Linked DNA regions of Mus musculus: all the other regions are linked to region 1. Evidence: chromatin loops called from intact Hi-C (ENCODE). Cell type or tissue: left cerebral cortex. All regions are shown on one strand. Region 1 has its middle 93 kb from the start of Gm29685. Region 2 overlaps Gm29685 (predicted gene, 29685). Region 3 overlaps Gm29685 (predicted gene, 29685).

Evidence for each region. Hi-C counts contacts between places; a loop is a spot of excess contacts. Peaks named below come from ENCODE experiments on the same cell type or tissue, not always from the same donor. Only the 100,000 strongest peaks of a DNase experiment are listed, where the experiment ranks them.
Region 2: it touches region 1 in a loop (2.2-fold over the local background); 2 of 42 quality-filtered maps call a loop at or near these places.
Region 3: a loop joins it to region 1, with 2.3 times the contacts of the local background. A loop is called at or near these places in 3 of 42 quality-filtered maps.

What each region holds. Positions count from the first base shown.
Region 1 is chr10:108,037,445-108,042,444 of GRCm38, reverse strand. No RefSeq gene overlaps it. Among named protein-coding and RNA genes, the nearest start is that of Gm29685, 93 kb to the right of the region's middle. In left cerebral cortex, no CTCF peak of the experiment used is centred here; DNase peaks (open chromatin) are centred at 467 and 2,238; H3K27ac peaks cover 1,535 bases.
Region 2 is chr10:107,972,592-107,977,591 of GRCm38, reverse strand. It overlaps Gm29685 (predicted gene, 29685), which reads right to left. Exons shown (of 6, transcript NR_131147.1): 6 at 1-1,619. Among named protein-coding and RNA genes, the nearest start is that of Gm29685, 28 kb to the right of the region's middle. In left cerebral cortex, no CTCF peak of the experiment used is centred here; a DNase peak (open chromatin) is centred at 1,948.
Region 3 is chr10:107,947,487-107,952,486 of GRCm38, reverse strand. All of the region lies in intron 1 of Gm29685 (predicted gene, 29685), which reads right to left. Among named protein-coding and RNA genes, the nearest start is that of Gm29685, 3.3 kb to the right of the region's middle. In left cerebral cortex, a CTCF peak has its summit at 2,396; DNase peaks (open chromatin) are centred at 2,346 and 3,531.

The DNA.
Region 1 (5,000 bases):
GACTCAGGGCTCTAGGGGTAAATAGCTCCTTCTGTACATTGGCTACTAATGCTTCATGATAAATAGTGACTTCTGTCCAATAACATATCAGTTTTGGGGGGATAAGGATGGAATAGACAGTAGTCAGAGCCAGACACCTTTCAGTTTGTATGTTTTGTGCAGCATCAGGAAATCCCTGTTTCTTTTTTCACCCTGCTGGTATGTCACGATGGCAGAAATGACCATGTCCCTCATTTATATAATTGTAATGTTAGAAAGCGACTGTTGGATAACCAGGACATGCTCTTAGGCTTGTGATATTCGTCCTCTGGACAGAGACATCAGGCTTGCATAGGGAGTTTACACAGTGCTGTTTAGCATGTCCTGAATTTTTACCTGACCTAGAGCCTTCTTCTGCCATGACTTTCTACTTGGGTAGCTTTTTACACTTCCCTGTACCAGGGTAAGGTAATGCCATTCATTTTATTCTGCATTGTCATCGTAAGTGGTGCTGTGTTACATAAAAGTACATTCCCACATACATTACACACAGAGACCATATGTTTGAAGGTGTGGTTGTACCTATTGTTCTGATTCGTGGCAACTTACTCCATATGATATTTAAAATGCTTTTTCCAAAAGGGGAACACCACCACAGAGTTACTGGTTTCTAAGACCAACCCACTGCATGGGAGATGTTTCAAGAAAATGAAACATCAAGCAGAATTAAAGTTGAACCATCAAACACGGTGAATCTCTAATAACACGGCTTTTGACCGGATTTTCTGTTGACTACAAGTTCCAGGGGTCCATTCAATACAAGAAAAAGGAAAAAAAAACCTACTTTTGTTACTTATTTAGGAACTAAAAGCTGAATTACAATGTTTTGAGAAAGTTTGGCTTGATGACAGAAACACATTAGGTTTTTTTGTTTGCTTATTTTGTCTTTTTAATCCTTCTATATTACTGGATCCAGAGGAAACTGAATGTTTTTTTTTTTTTTTTTTTTTTTTTTTTTTTTGAGCCATGGAGACTTGTGCTTCTCTTACATGCGGACTTAGCGTCTTTCTTCCCCGAAGTTCTGACAGTGTTCCTTCCTCTGCCTTACTATTATCGTGTGTTTAAAGTCCTAGCCCTCTGATCTCTTTTTCCCATCTGTCACTTTACAGATCAGCTTAGCTTGCTCTCCTGAGCTTCCAGGATGCACTGGAAGTTTATGATGAGATTCTAATTGCAGTAGTTATTTTTTAAAAAAAGTCCAGCTATTTCTGTGTGTGTTCCTACTCTCTCTATTGTAGATTACTGCTGTTATTACTGAATTAGAGTCTAGTTGACCAAGAGAGCAAGGCATATCCTTTGTTTAGACTTTCTTAGGTATCCAGGACAGGGCACGTAATGTGCTTGTGATATTGGCAACTATATGATAGATTGTGTAGTTAATGGAATTTATTTAGCCCTGCTCAGAATTAATCTACCGCAGCTCTAGGGACCCAAGAGAGACCTCCTCATCTCTCTCTTCTCTCCTCAAATTTAGCACTGTGTTTGATCTTATTTGAACTTCTAATTTCTAACTCCTATTAAGTTTGATATGTAGCCAGCACTATCAGTATTTCTCAAGAACTTGTTACACCTGCAGACTCTTAGGCCCCTCTCTCATCTCAAATTATATTCTTGATATTATAAAAAAAAACCCAGTCCTTGAGAAACACAATCCTAGTATGCTGCCCCAATCTCTCCTTTTCTCTTCTTCCCTTTCTCTTCTTTCCTGCTCCCTTCTCTTCTTTCTTCCTTTCTCCTGATTTTGGGACAGGGTCTCATATGCCAAGGCTGATCTTGATCTCACTTTATTGTGGAGAATGATCTTGATTTCCGGTCATCTTCTTACTATGTCACGGGTGCTGGAATTACAGGCATGTGCCATGTGTGGTTCTGGGAATGGAACCCGGGATCTCTTACATGTTATGCAAGCCCTCCAACCAAGTGAGCCCTCATCTTTTCTTGTCATGTGCTTATCATCCTCTGGTGGAGACCCCACAGCCCATTGTGTGAGTAACACTCTAAGCCCATACTCCCAACTCCTGAGGATGCATGAGTGTCTTCTCTCAGCCTTGAGCAGCAGCCTGGAACAGTCACAAGCATGGCTCACTGGAGCAGACAGGTGCCAAGACACTCAGCTCATCCAGCACCTTGTCTCAGCCTGCCAGGGTCTCTGTTTCCCTGGCAAGTCTTGTCCTCTCTGCAGAAACTGTTTTGTGAAAATTCTGCATTCTATTCAAATCTCATGTTTTCCTAACTCCTCATTTTAAACAGATGAATTTTCCTCCTACTTCCTGAAGAAAATAGAAGGCATCAGATGGAACTCCCTTGGCTTCTTGCTACCAAGCCCATACTCCATCCAAACCCATGCTCTCTTCCCTTTGTTTTAGCAAATGGTTATCAGCTGATCTCATCACCTATGCTTAGAATCCCATCCCCTCATCATAGGCAACTCACTCACTTCTTCCTCCTCAGTGGTCTTCCACTCTGTTGTTTACCAGATATCTTCATGGTTTCATTGTTCCCAGTTACATGTAAGCCTATTTGCTCTTCTCCCATCTCAAAGACAACTTTTTTTCTTGAAAACCACATTCCTTTCAAACCCCCTTTTGTGTTTTCCTCCCAAGAGTTCTCATTATACAGCGAATTTCTTTTCCCATCTCCAATTCCAACATCCAACTTAGCTGTTTCTCCTAGCTGGTAACAATGCTGGCCAAGGTCACCAGTGAACCCTGTGATTTAAATACAATGGACACTTTCCATTTTTTTTTCTGGGTTCCCAGCATTCTTGCCCACTCTTCTCTCTCTCTCTCTCTCTCTCTCTCTCTCTCTCTCTCTCTCTCTCTCTCTCTCTGTGTGTGTGTGTGTGTGTGTAATATGTGTTGTGTTCATTCTAGCATCTAAGACACCATGCCATCCAGACTTGCCTTCTTGCTTTCCAGCAATTTCTTCTCCTTTACAGTTACCTTTCTCTAAACATAATAGTCAGCACTTTGCTATTTCCATCCTATACTTCATTAATTTACTTCTCTAGACTGGTTGTGATTGAGATTAAGTTTCAAATCCACTAGATTTATTATACTCAAGGGGCTGGTAGAGAACGGCTCAGTCCATAATGCACTTGCCTTACCAAAATGAGTTTGATTCCCAGAACCCACCTAAAAATGCTAGGTGTGATGGTGCATCCTTGCAATCCTACTTCCAGGGATGTGGCGACATTAGGAGCCCTGGAGTTCCACCGCCAGTGAGTCTAAGGTAATTGTTGAGCTCCGTGCTGCTGAGGATTATGTTTCAAAAGAGGTGGGTGGTATTCCTTAGGCTCAACCCTGAAGCTGTGGTCCAGCATCCATGTACACATGCATGCACATGCGTGTTCTTCTGCGTGCACATGAACCAATTCTCATGTGAGAATGTGCTCATTCTCACACATGAACATGTACACAACCATGTGTATTAAAGAAAAAAAACCCCATCAGTGTCCGTGGAAAGAAGACTAGTAAAGGAGAAAGGAGTTGAACTTAGAAACAGGTCCTGCAAAGCTTTGGTCAAAGCAGCAGGTATTATGATGGGAATCACCTGTCCATCCTTCAGTAGACTCAAGCATCTTTACCTTTTCGTTGCTGCCTTGTCCTTTGCCAGAGGAGGGATGCAGGAAAGGAATTTCTTGTGAAGAGCCTTAGAGATGAAGTCTCTCCACTAATCTAATACTTCTCAATTTCGGCATCAAATCTTTTATTGGAACTCCTTCCAATACTAGGATCTGTGTGCTATATCTCTCTATAGGACATGCATTCCATTTTATATAATTTTATTTTATTTTATTTTTTTTTAATTTTATTTTTGGTTTTTTGAGATAGGGTTTCTCTGTGTAGCCCTGGCTGTCCTGGAACTCACTCTGTAGACCAGGCTGGCCTCGAACTCAGAAATCCGCCTGCCTCTGCCTCCCAAGTGCTGGGATTAAAGGCATGTGCCACCACACCCGGCTTATTATTATTATTATTATTTTTAAAATCTATGACTCAATTTTTAATCAGTTGACTGATAAATCCTGAACTTACACTCAGACTTTTGTGTTCTTCACTCTTATACCCAACTGCCTAGTGGAAATCATTATCTGGACATCTCAAAGGATCAACATGTCTAAACCACATCAATCAACAAAGCTTGCCAGATTTCACTCTTACATTTCCCTGAAGTCCTTTACTTTCCTTTGTCCTATTGCCACCATTCTAGCACACACTACTACTTTCTCTAGCCTGGGCTCATGCACAGTTATCCTATTTGTTTTTTCCAAGGTCCCCTCTTTCCCTTTCCTACAGTTTATCCTCGGGTGGGCAGTGTAATGCTTTCAAATGCAAGTTAGAATACTCAGATTGCTTTTGCGAGTAAAATCCCTTCGGTGATTTACCATGATTATTTTGGGATAGAGGCTATCATAACTTTGAAGGGATTTTCAGTCTGTGTTCCCGGACCATTCTAATGTAGCTCCTCTTTCGTTCAATTCCTATAGTCCAGGGACAATGTTCTCTGGCCCTCCCCCACCCCTGGAAAGTTAGAATTATTGATGGGTCTTGTAGGGTCTCACAACACCATTTCCTTTGTTAGAAATAATTGCCTCCCCTTCTCCAGCTTGATAGTTTTTTTCAATCTCCATTTATTCTTACCTTAGGCCTCCATTTCTCAGATAAGAATTTTAGCCTGACTCTTACAGCATTTAGCTTTAGTCCTTCCTTGCACATATGTTAGGATGCAAGTGTATACACATGCACGATCATTTAAGTAATGTTTGACTTCATGCAAGTGCTCTTCATGAGTATAGAAAACCACTTCGATTTTTTAAAGCCATCTCAATGTTTGACACTGTCCCAAAATGTCTGCCAACATATATTTATTAAATTAATGAAACCTTCTAATCTAGAGCACCTGATAGCTTTGTTAGCCCCCATTCAATATGGAGTTTAGTGTGCAAAACTATCGTAGGCTAT
Region 2 (5,000 bases), 65 kb after region 1:
GGTCCCAAGCAGTAGCAGATGATACAGATTTTGGGGTGGGTCAGCTTAGAGCCCTAGATCTTATCTTGGGTGGTAGCTGATCTGGTCATCCAACTGGCTCTTCCTTATCCACACCATCATGGCTAGCTTTCCAGAACTGCTCTGGCTAGGCCACCCAGTGCCACCATTGGCAGGAGGCAGGGTTGGTGTTCCTGCTGTAACATCCTTGGGGTCAGCTCATCTGTGTTTGTGCCTCCTGGGCCAGTCCACTGTGCTGTCCAGTCAAACTCACTCTAACCAAATGCTGCAGCCTGCCAGAGGCTAGATCAGCTCTCTTGTTCTCTCATCCTTGGTGCTCACCTGTGCTTTCACCACCAGGGCAAGCTCCACTGTGTTGCCCAGGTGAGGTTTCCAATTTCTTAAGTGCTACAGCCAGTGACTGAGTAGCCTCAGAGAGGGACTAGCTCTCCTGCTCTCAGGGACAGCTCTCCCTACTACTGATTACTGTAGGTGGTGAGCATCCACACTACCTCATGGCAGATGAGTGGCTAGGCCAGCTCTCCCATACTCTTACCCTCAAGGCCAGCTCACTTGGTCCCCCATCACCAGCATCAGCTCTGCTGTACTGTCCAGGTGAGGTGCAGGGTCTGCTGTCCCAAGTGCTTCAGCAGATGAAGGGCAAGACTAGTTCTCTTGTGCTCAAGAACCTGGGGACAGCTTTCTTGATTGCCAGGGTTGGGGGTGCAGATCACCTCTGTGTCCATGTCATTCTAAGCAGACAAATGGAGGGGTTAGTTCTCCCACATTCACACAGTTGGGGCCTGCTCTACCACTCCCCCACCACTGGGGCCAGCTCCAATGTGCTGCCTGACTAAGCGCAGGGCCCACTGGGCAATACAAGTGAGTGCTACCACCAGTGAGGCTCTCCAGAGCCAGTGAGGGGCAGGGCCAGTTCTGTACATCCTCTGGACACCCACATAACCTCTCATGGGGACATCAATACTGATCCCTGATGATGCATAGCCACAGTCCCAGACATGGCCCTCAGCAGCAGCTTAGGCTGGGACCTCACCATGGCTGTAGGTCCACTCACAACAGACGATTCATCTCCACCCTTGAGTCTCCAGTTCTGTCGCTCTTCATAATGTTCAAGCTGCTCCATCTCTCTTTCTCTCCTATCTGACCACCACCAAATACTTTCACACTGTGGTGGTTCCTGCTGAAGGCTGGTCATGCAGCTGGTTGGCATGGTGGTCCACAGGTCTGTGTCTTCTTCTTCCTATGCTATGTCACGTAGTGGTCGTCTCGGCTCTGTGTGTCTATGGCCTGCTCATGCTGTGGGGGTGGAGGGCAGGTCTGTGGGCATCTTTCTTCACCTGCGCTGGATAGGATGGTAGAATGCAGTTCTGTCTTCCTCCTTCCATTCTGTGCTGCTTGGATTTGATTTGGTTTGATTTTCTGGTGGCCTAGGCATAAGATTGCTTTGGTCACCAAGCTAGGATGAACAACGGACGGCCATCTGCTATGCCCCTGACTGAAAGAAGGCCACAGTCACCAAAAGGAGTCTCTTTGCCCATTACCAGGGGATGCTGACTGGTGTTTTTGAAAGATAATGTCCAGGAATTGCTGATGTGGGCCATCTGGTAAAATTGGAATCAGAGCAGAAGAATATAAGGTTTTTTTTTTTTCTTCTACATAATAGGACCTTTGGGTCTCCTATGTCCACAGTGTGCAATTATAAGAGGCAATAAATTCAATATGCTTATAAAATGCAGTAATAATAGCTCAAACAATTAATCTCCACACGGTCATCTGATACAGTTTATCTATTAGAGTCACATGAAACCTGCCTTCCATCGACATCATTTCAAACTCTCAGAAACCGTTTGCTTTACTTGGGTGGAGTTATTTTTACTAAACACACAACCAGGGAGAAACGAGTCTTAGCGCATGTAAGCTAACATTTTGTACTAGTGAGAACATATTTTGGTAGGGAGAAGACGAGGGCTAAAAATAGTCACCTTGGAAAAGCCACTTTTATCAGGCTGATTCGGCTGAGAAAGGTCCTTGAACTCTTGTCTTACATTTGAGATCTTTTTTTTCCTCTCTTTTGTTTCTTTTTCCTTTTTAGTCAGTTTCAGCAACAAGAGAAGGTTGATGTTGCATATTAAGTAGTTTATGGTTTTAAGGCAAATAGGATTGTGTCTATGGAGAAGAAGTTTCTTCTAAGGAGAAAATGGGCTAATTTTGGCTCATTTCCCTAGAGTCACAATTTCCTATCTGATGGGAATCCAAGAAGCTCGAGTGTACATACTTGAGAAAAGACAGTGGGAAGAAGAGACACAGTGGAACTTCAGAGTGGCCCTTTGAACTGGAGGGCAGCCACAGAGTCCAAGGTTTTAGAATTAGGATTGTAGGGCAATTAGGGGGCGGTACAGAATCTTGAGGGAAATCAAACACAAATGTGAGTTGTGTGGACACAGGACCCGTTTGTCTTGAATCTATAGCCATCAAAACTTCCTTACAGGATTGGTCCATCAGCTGGCTGCCTGAGCACCTGGACATCAGAGTCAGCCTGGCCTCAGTTCAGTGGCAAACAGATACTGGGGTCAGAATGGTAGAAAAGATTTGTTTTTCTCACCAACGTGACAACTGGTAAATAAACGATAAAGAGAGATTTTTTTTTAATGTAAAAAAACGGAATGGATTTTCTAAAGTAACAAATTCAACTCCCCTACGTTTGTATACTTCTGTTGGTTTGTTCTTGGTCATAATAAAATGTCTAGGCCCCTTATAGTGACCATTCCTATCAGTTAGTAGTCATTGTCCATGTTGTCATTTCACTGTCCTGATTTGTGGACATGCACCTTCATACTCAGCCAGCAAGTTCCATATTTATCTACATACCTTTAATCCTCAATATATATTTTTGTGTCTGGACAGGTAAGTGTAGGTGTTCATGCATGTGACAGTTTTGGGTTTTTTCCCTTTAAAAATAGTCTCTTAAAAGATCCTTGAGTTTTTTTTATCTTAAAATTAAACTTTTCATGTATTTATCCCCCCCCCCCCCACAGAGCAGTTTCCAAGGCTCAATACAGGCAAGATTTAAGTCCTCATGTCTCTCATTCTTTAGTACAAATGTTTTCTTCATTTCTACTATGTTTTAAATGTGAAACATGTATAAACTTTTTGGAGATATGCATATACATATATACATGCATACACATACATACACATATGTATATACAAATATATAGATGTATACACAGGCATATATATGCATATATATATGTATATAGAGAGGCACACATATATACATGTTTACACACCTATATACACACATATTCACACACACATACACACATACACACACCCCACACACACCCTAAGGATATTCTCTTTCCAGTTTGAGAAAGACTGATGAAAGAAAATAAGGTTTTATCCTATGGAAATTCTTTTCAATATGAAGTGTTGTTACAAAAGAATTGTAGATTCATAAAGGAATAAGATAATTATTAAATGATTCCATCAACATGACACATCTACTTTAAAATCAGTTTTTTAAGAGGTGTGTGTGTGTGTGTGTGTGTGTGTGTGTGTGTGTGTGTACTTGGTCCTTTAAGGCAGTACCAGGACCGATGGACACTTTGGGGGCAAGACAAGGTGAATGGCTTGTGTCCCTGCATTCTCCATTCTCCACCCCCAGAGTCCTCTCTCTGTGCTCATACTTTATAGCAGAACCTGCTGTCACAGCAGTGACCTTGTTCCCTTGGGGATCAGAAGTGCTGGGTACAGAGAGCTTGTTCCCAATTCCCTCCTCATTTCCTTCTTGGAAGCAGCATAGTTTCTATGGCTGGTTGATTTGGGTGGAGATATGAAATAAAAATGGACACAGAGGCCTGGCTCCTTGCTTTAGTTCAGCTCAGATGTGAGGGGACAGCCCTTCTGGGGACTCTAGGGAACACACTGAGGCCTGTGCTGAGACTTCAATTCCATTCCAACTTTCCTCATATCCCATCCTATTTGCTTCAAGTCCTTGGAAGTGTAACTGATATAAACATCTCCTACCCATCTGTATGAAATTATCGATCTTGGGAGTCCATACAAGACAAATTCTTGACATTAATAAATGGAGTATAGATGTCACATATCCGTGACAACCTCTTTATTCTGAGGCATGATTTTACAGAGGTCTCTTATTCTTCCCTATATGGGAGGATCTGTACAAAAAGGTAAATTCAACCAAGTTGGGCAAAACCAGAAAGACCCATAGAACCAGTTCAAATGACCTTGTTTGGGTTTCTAAATTGGCCAAGTAAACAGAACTATGACCACAACTCTTCACTCTGTATTATGTAGGTGTTCTACAATTATAATATAGTATTTAAGCTAACAGAGCTTGGCTGACATGACAACACAGTACAAATCAGGAAGGGGAACGTCTCTATGGGTTTATGTGTGACTAGCACTCAATCCTTTTATCCTTTAGTAATCTTGTTTTTTTTAGTTGGTTATCTTATTTGTTTACATTTCAAATGTTGTCCCCCTTCCTGCTTTCCCCTCCAAAAATCCCTATGCCATCACTTCTTCTTCCTGTTTCTATGAGGGCTCTACCCCCCCCCCCCCGCCACCAACTCTCACCTCACTGCCCTAGCATTCCCCTACACTGGGGAATCAAGCCTTTACAGGACCTACGGCCTCCCCTCCCATTGATGCCGGACAAGGCCATCCTCTCTCACATATACAGTAGGAGCCATGGGTCTCTCCATGTGTACTTTTTTGGTTGGTGGTTTAGTCCCTGGGAGCTCTGGGAGAAGGGGGGGGGGTGTCTTGTTGGTTGATATTGTTGTTCTTCCCATGGGGTTGCAAACCCCTTCAGCTCCTTCAGTCCTTCCCCTAACTCCTCCACTGGGGTCCCTGTATCTGCATCTGTATTGGTCAGGCTTTGGCAGAGTCTCTCAGGGGACAGCTATACCAGGCTCCTGTCAGCAAGTGCTTCTTGGCATCAGCAACAGTGTCTG
Region 3 (5,000 bases), 90 kb after region 1:
AATTCTACTGGGTCTCGTGTTACCTTTAAGCAACAATATGTGTTTTGAATATGACAATTTGTGAATTTATACACATACTTACAAGTTGGAACTGTCATAAATAAGATTTAAAATATCCATGTAAGCCGGGCGTGGTGGCACATGCCTTTAATCCCACCACTCAGGAGGCGGAGGCAGGAAGATTTCTGAGTTCGAGGCCAGCCTGGTCTACAAAGTGAGTTCCAGAACAGCCAGGGCTATACAGAGAAACCCTGTCTTGAAAAGCCAAAAATAAATAAATAAATATCCATGTAAAAAGCATTGGTTTGTGTGTGTGTGTGTGTGTGTGTGTGTGTGTGTGTGTACCAAAGTTTTGGATTCTTCTGTATAAGTACTAAGGAGGCTTAGATTCCCATGAAAAAAAGTGTGCCTGGGTTCATTAAAAAAGCAGCGAAACCAGGGTTAGGTTTGTAACTCTGTTAGTAGACTGTCTAGCATACACAAAGCACGGTGGTGTGTGGGTTCCCTCTCCCCTCAGGGTCATTAACCACTGACCTGTGAGGGCAGAGGGGACCCAAGCGGCAAGTAGGGTTCAGAGAACTGTGAGTATGACGGCAGGACTTGTGGAGGCAGCCCCAGTGAGACAGCTCTACTTCAGTGTTCAGGGATAGGGATATGTAAGAGATAATAACCTCGTACTTAGTCATCATATGGCAAGAAGAGCAGAGTGGGACTTACTGGCTGAATCATGCAGGACTTGCAGGCAGCTCTGTGCAGGCTCATCCTGCAGCAGGGTCAGGCATCTGTACTTAAAGACACTAGAGATAAGGTCAGTGGAGAAAGGGAAGCCCCGCCAAGAAAGGGAGTCTTCCATTTTACTCCGGAGAGCTATCGGGTCATGGTGGACTGCTGTTTATTAAGCAGGGTCTTCCAACAGTGGTGTTCACTTATATACCCAGCTCTCTGGAAGTCGGAGGTAGGAGGACCGGAAGTTGAAGGCTATTCTTGGCTACCTAATGAGGGTGAGGCTTACCTGTGCTAATACCTGTTTCAAACCAAACCAAACCAAACCAAACCAAACCAAACCAAACCAAACCAAACCAAACCAAACCAAACCAAACCAAACCAGAGTAAGCCCCTAACAAAGTGGCTTGCAAAATGGCTGTACCATTATTCTGCATTCCCACCAGCGACAAATCAGAGTCCTCGGTGCTGTCTACAATGGCCAACATTGGATGCTTGTTGTCAGTGTTAATGATGAGCGGTATGAGTTGTCTTTTCACATGCTGATTTATCATCCGAGCATCTTCTCCAGTGCGGTATCTCCATGCCTTTGTCCTGTTTTAATATTGGGCTGTTTGTTTTTCTTTTTCTTGGATATTTTCTTTATTTACATTTCAAATTTTATCCCTTTCGCATTTCTCACCAAGCTTCCGGAACTCTCCTATCCCATTCCCCCTCCCCCTGCTTCTATGAGGGTGCTCCCCCACCCTCTCCCGCCTCCATGCCCTGGCATTCCCCTACACCGGGGCATCGAACCTTCACAGGACCAAGGACCTCTTCTCCCACTGATGTCCTACAAGGTCATCCTCTGCTACATACGCGGCTGGAGCCATGGGTTCCTCCATGTGTAGTCTTTGGTTGGTGGTTTTATCATTGAACTTTAGGAATCATTGTGAGGTTTGGATGGTAGTCTCTATGTGCCACTTGTAAGCACTGTCTGGAATTTATGTTCTCATTCTCTTGATATTCTTTCCAGCTTATCAGTTATTTTTTTCATGGATTTTGCCTTTTATATTGGACTTTTACAGATCACCTAAGTAACCAAGGCTTCTTCTTTGTTGGCTTATGAGAGTTTCAACTTCAAATTTAGGTTTATCATTTGCCTTGTGACAATGTTCCTGAAGATGTTGCTAGATACAGTTTTTTTTTAAAATGAGGATATCACATTCTAGCATATTCAATGAAAAGACTGTCCTTTGCTGGAGAAAAAAATGACTATATTTGAGCCTACTTTGGGTTTCTTTTGTATTCTGTTGATCTATTTGTCTTTTTCTTGATGAATGCTACTGTCTTGATTACAGCAGTCTGACAGATAGTCTTTCAGCTGTGTCATGTCTCTTCTTAAACTTTATTCTTCTCTTTTAGCATTGTGTTGTCTATTATGAGTCTCTTGCCTCTTTTCATGAATTTTAGAAGCAGCTCGTTGACATCTGGGAAGCGGCTCGCTGGGATTTCAATTTGGATCGAATTGAGTCTGTGACTAGGTTACACTCACTAAGTTGACTTTTTCTGCTGGGCAGACTCACCAGGATTCCTTCTTTCCTTAACCTTGGGTTCTTGCATCATTGCCTCCACCCTTATCTGCATTCCCTAGAGGTGGCAGAGGCTTACTGGTATGATAGTGCCACTCTGTGGCTTCCTCATTCATGTCTGCTTGCTCCTCTAGTCATTTATGTGACTGATGCCCCTAAGTGAAGCTTTTTTTTTAATGGAGTCTAAAATGGCTTCTGTTTGTCTGGTTGGCTCCTATTGATGCGTGAATATAAATATTCAATACATTACCTGCACAAGAATTTTTCTTATGCAATGGCTATAAACAAAATAACTGAAGTGGAAATTAGTCAATCAATCTATAAGAATATTTTTAATCTGAGAAAAGTATCCCAGGCAGACAACACTTTTCATAATTCCCAAATCTATAAAGCTCTGAAAACTGAATTTAAAATAAAATTGCAGAAAACTTATTTGATATGAAGATTCTGAGTTGAATTGTTATGAAGCTACCTGGAGCTTTTATAGCTTTTATAGTTGTTCATCGATAGGTAGATAGATTAATGAATTGAATTTCAGAAGATAGCCAGAGTCCAGTGATGAGGTCATGCAATACATGGAATTTGCACATATAAACTCCAAATGACTGGGTTCATACATCCACTGGACCTAGGCACAGGGTAGAAGTTCCACAACTCTAGAACATTTTACTTAAGAAAGAGTTAGTTTTGAGATTGGTCCCATGGAATTGAGTGAATGGCAGAGATGAGCAGTGAGGACATTCAGGGTAAGATGAAAGTTACAAAGGAAGCTGTAGGAAAAGGGAACATGAATACACGTAGTAAATAAGAGTAGGAGTGGGTAAAGAGCAGGAATGAATACAGTGTACATAATAAAGCCATCATATGTTGGATATTACTTTTAGGAATTGAAGCACTTTTAAGGATAATAACTTTGATGTTGTGCTTAGTCAATAAACTAAATGGCTGTCTTGTATTGCAGGGATGTATTGGAGATGGGGTTCATTTAACAGACTTCTTTAGTGGGAGAGGCAAGTAAATTGAAATAAGGCAACATAGTTCCAAACAAATGCAGATGATATGAATGTAGAATCTATAAGGTATGATAATTAGTGCCGTGGGGTGACAGGGTGGGAGGAAAACTCAACAGAAATATCCAAGAAAGAGAGCAGGTGTTGGGAGATGCATGTTTAAGTTAGGATATACTGAAGGACACAAATATGAAAGCCATCTGGAACGATAGAATTGACTGAAGATGGCAAGTAAATTTCTGCTTCCCTAAAGTCGTTTGTGGATTCACGAGTCGTGCAAAAGTGATCTCAAGTATGTTCATCGTGTGAAATTAGCATATGGAGAGCTCACTTTGGAAGGGAGAGATTTGCTTTCACCAGCACTTCCAAACAAAAAGTCTTGCCAACGCTAAAATGTAAATAGATTTCTGTAGCTAAGAATAGAGACCTCTATTTTCTTATCAACAATTCACTTCCCTAGTACATATTACATATGCCACGGCTCTACAAGCACATGGGTATAGGGAACTTTCGGGATAGCATTTGAAATGTAAATAAAGAAAATATCTAATAAAAAAATAAAAAAAAGTTCCTATTGCCTAATAACCCTGCAGCCACCATAATAAAATAGTGGTTGTTACATTGCTGATATAAACAAACACAGTACTTAGCCAATCCGTGGGAAGCCCTAGCATATACCATTATGCACGGTACATAAACTTGATGACAATAATAATAAATGACTGTTGCTAGTCTATGAATTTTAAAAATATCACATATTCTAAAAAGAAATTTCAGAATGATCTCATGGTTTAGACTTTATTATGAGTTTTGGTGACCACTCAAGGGTGGTAGGAAAAGTCTCACTCCTCAAAAGTGGTTCATTAGACAATTTTCCCCTTCCTTTGTGCAATGCCAGCCACAAAACCACAGACATTTTTATCGTTGCTCAAGAAACATTGAAAGTGCCCAGTCACTGCAACAGATGTACCTCTTACTATGGAGAGAGTGTCTTGCTAACAGGCAAACATGGTTTCTAAATTCACAAGTAGTTTCTTTTGACAAGTGGGACTCTTTGTGGTTAGAATAGGCTGACCTGTGATATATGGACACCAGGATGCTTTCACTAGTTTGACAGGACAGCTATGACAGCCTACCATAAACTAAATTTTACTTTTCCAGGTTTGGATGCTAGAAGCCTGACATCCAGGTGCCACAGAGCTGTTGTGAGATGGTAGGCTCTGTCCTAGGCCTGTCTCTGTGACTCATGGATACTGTCTTTCCCTGTGTCTTGTCACTTCATCCCCTCTCTGCCTGTTGATGTCTCTGTAAATTTCCTCTTTTATAAGAATGCCAGTCACTTTGGATCAGGGTCTACTCTGATGTCCTCATTTTGATGGATCACTTTTATAAAGTCCCTGTCTCCAGTTCAGGACACCCTCGGAAGTACTGGGTGCTAGGAATCCAGCATTTCTTTTTGAGGTACATAGTACAAGCCATAACACATTATAATTAGGTGTGTTCCTGTGGCTTATATATTCCAGGTCCCCACTGCAACATGTAAAAGCCTACTACATAGATTTGAAACTGGAAAGAACTGGGCTGCTGTGAACTCACAGTGAGCCTCCAGGGTTACTAACTGCAAGGTGACTATTTGTTTATGGAGGCTTCCCTTACTTTACAATAATATTATTTTCTTGGGATGGGAGTGTAGCTA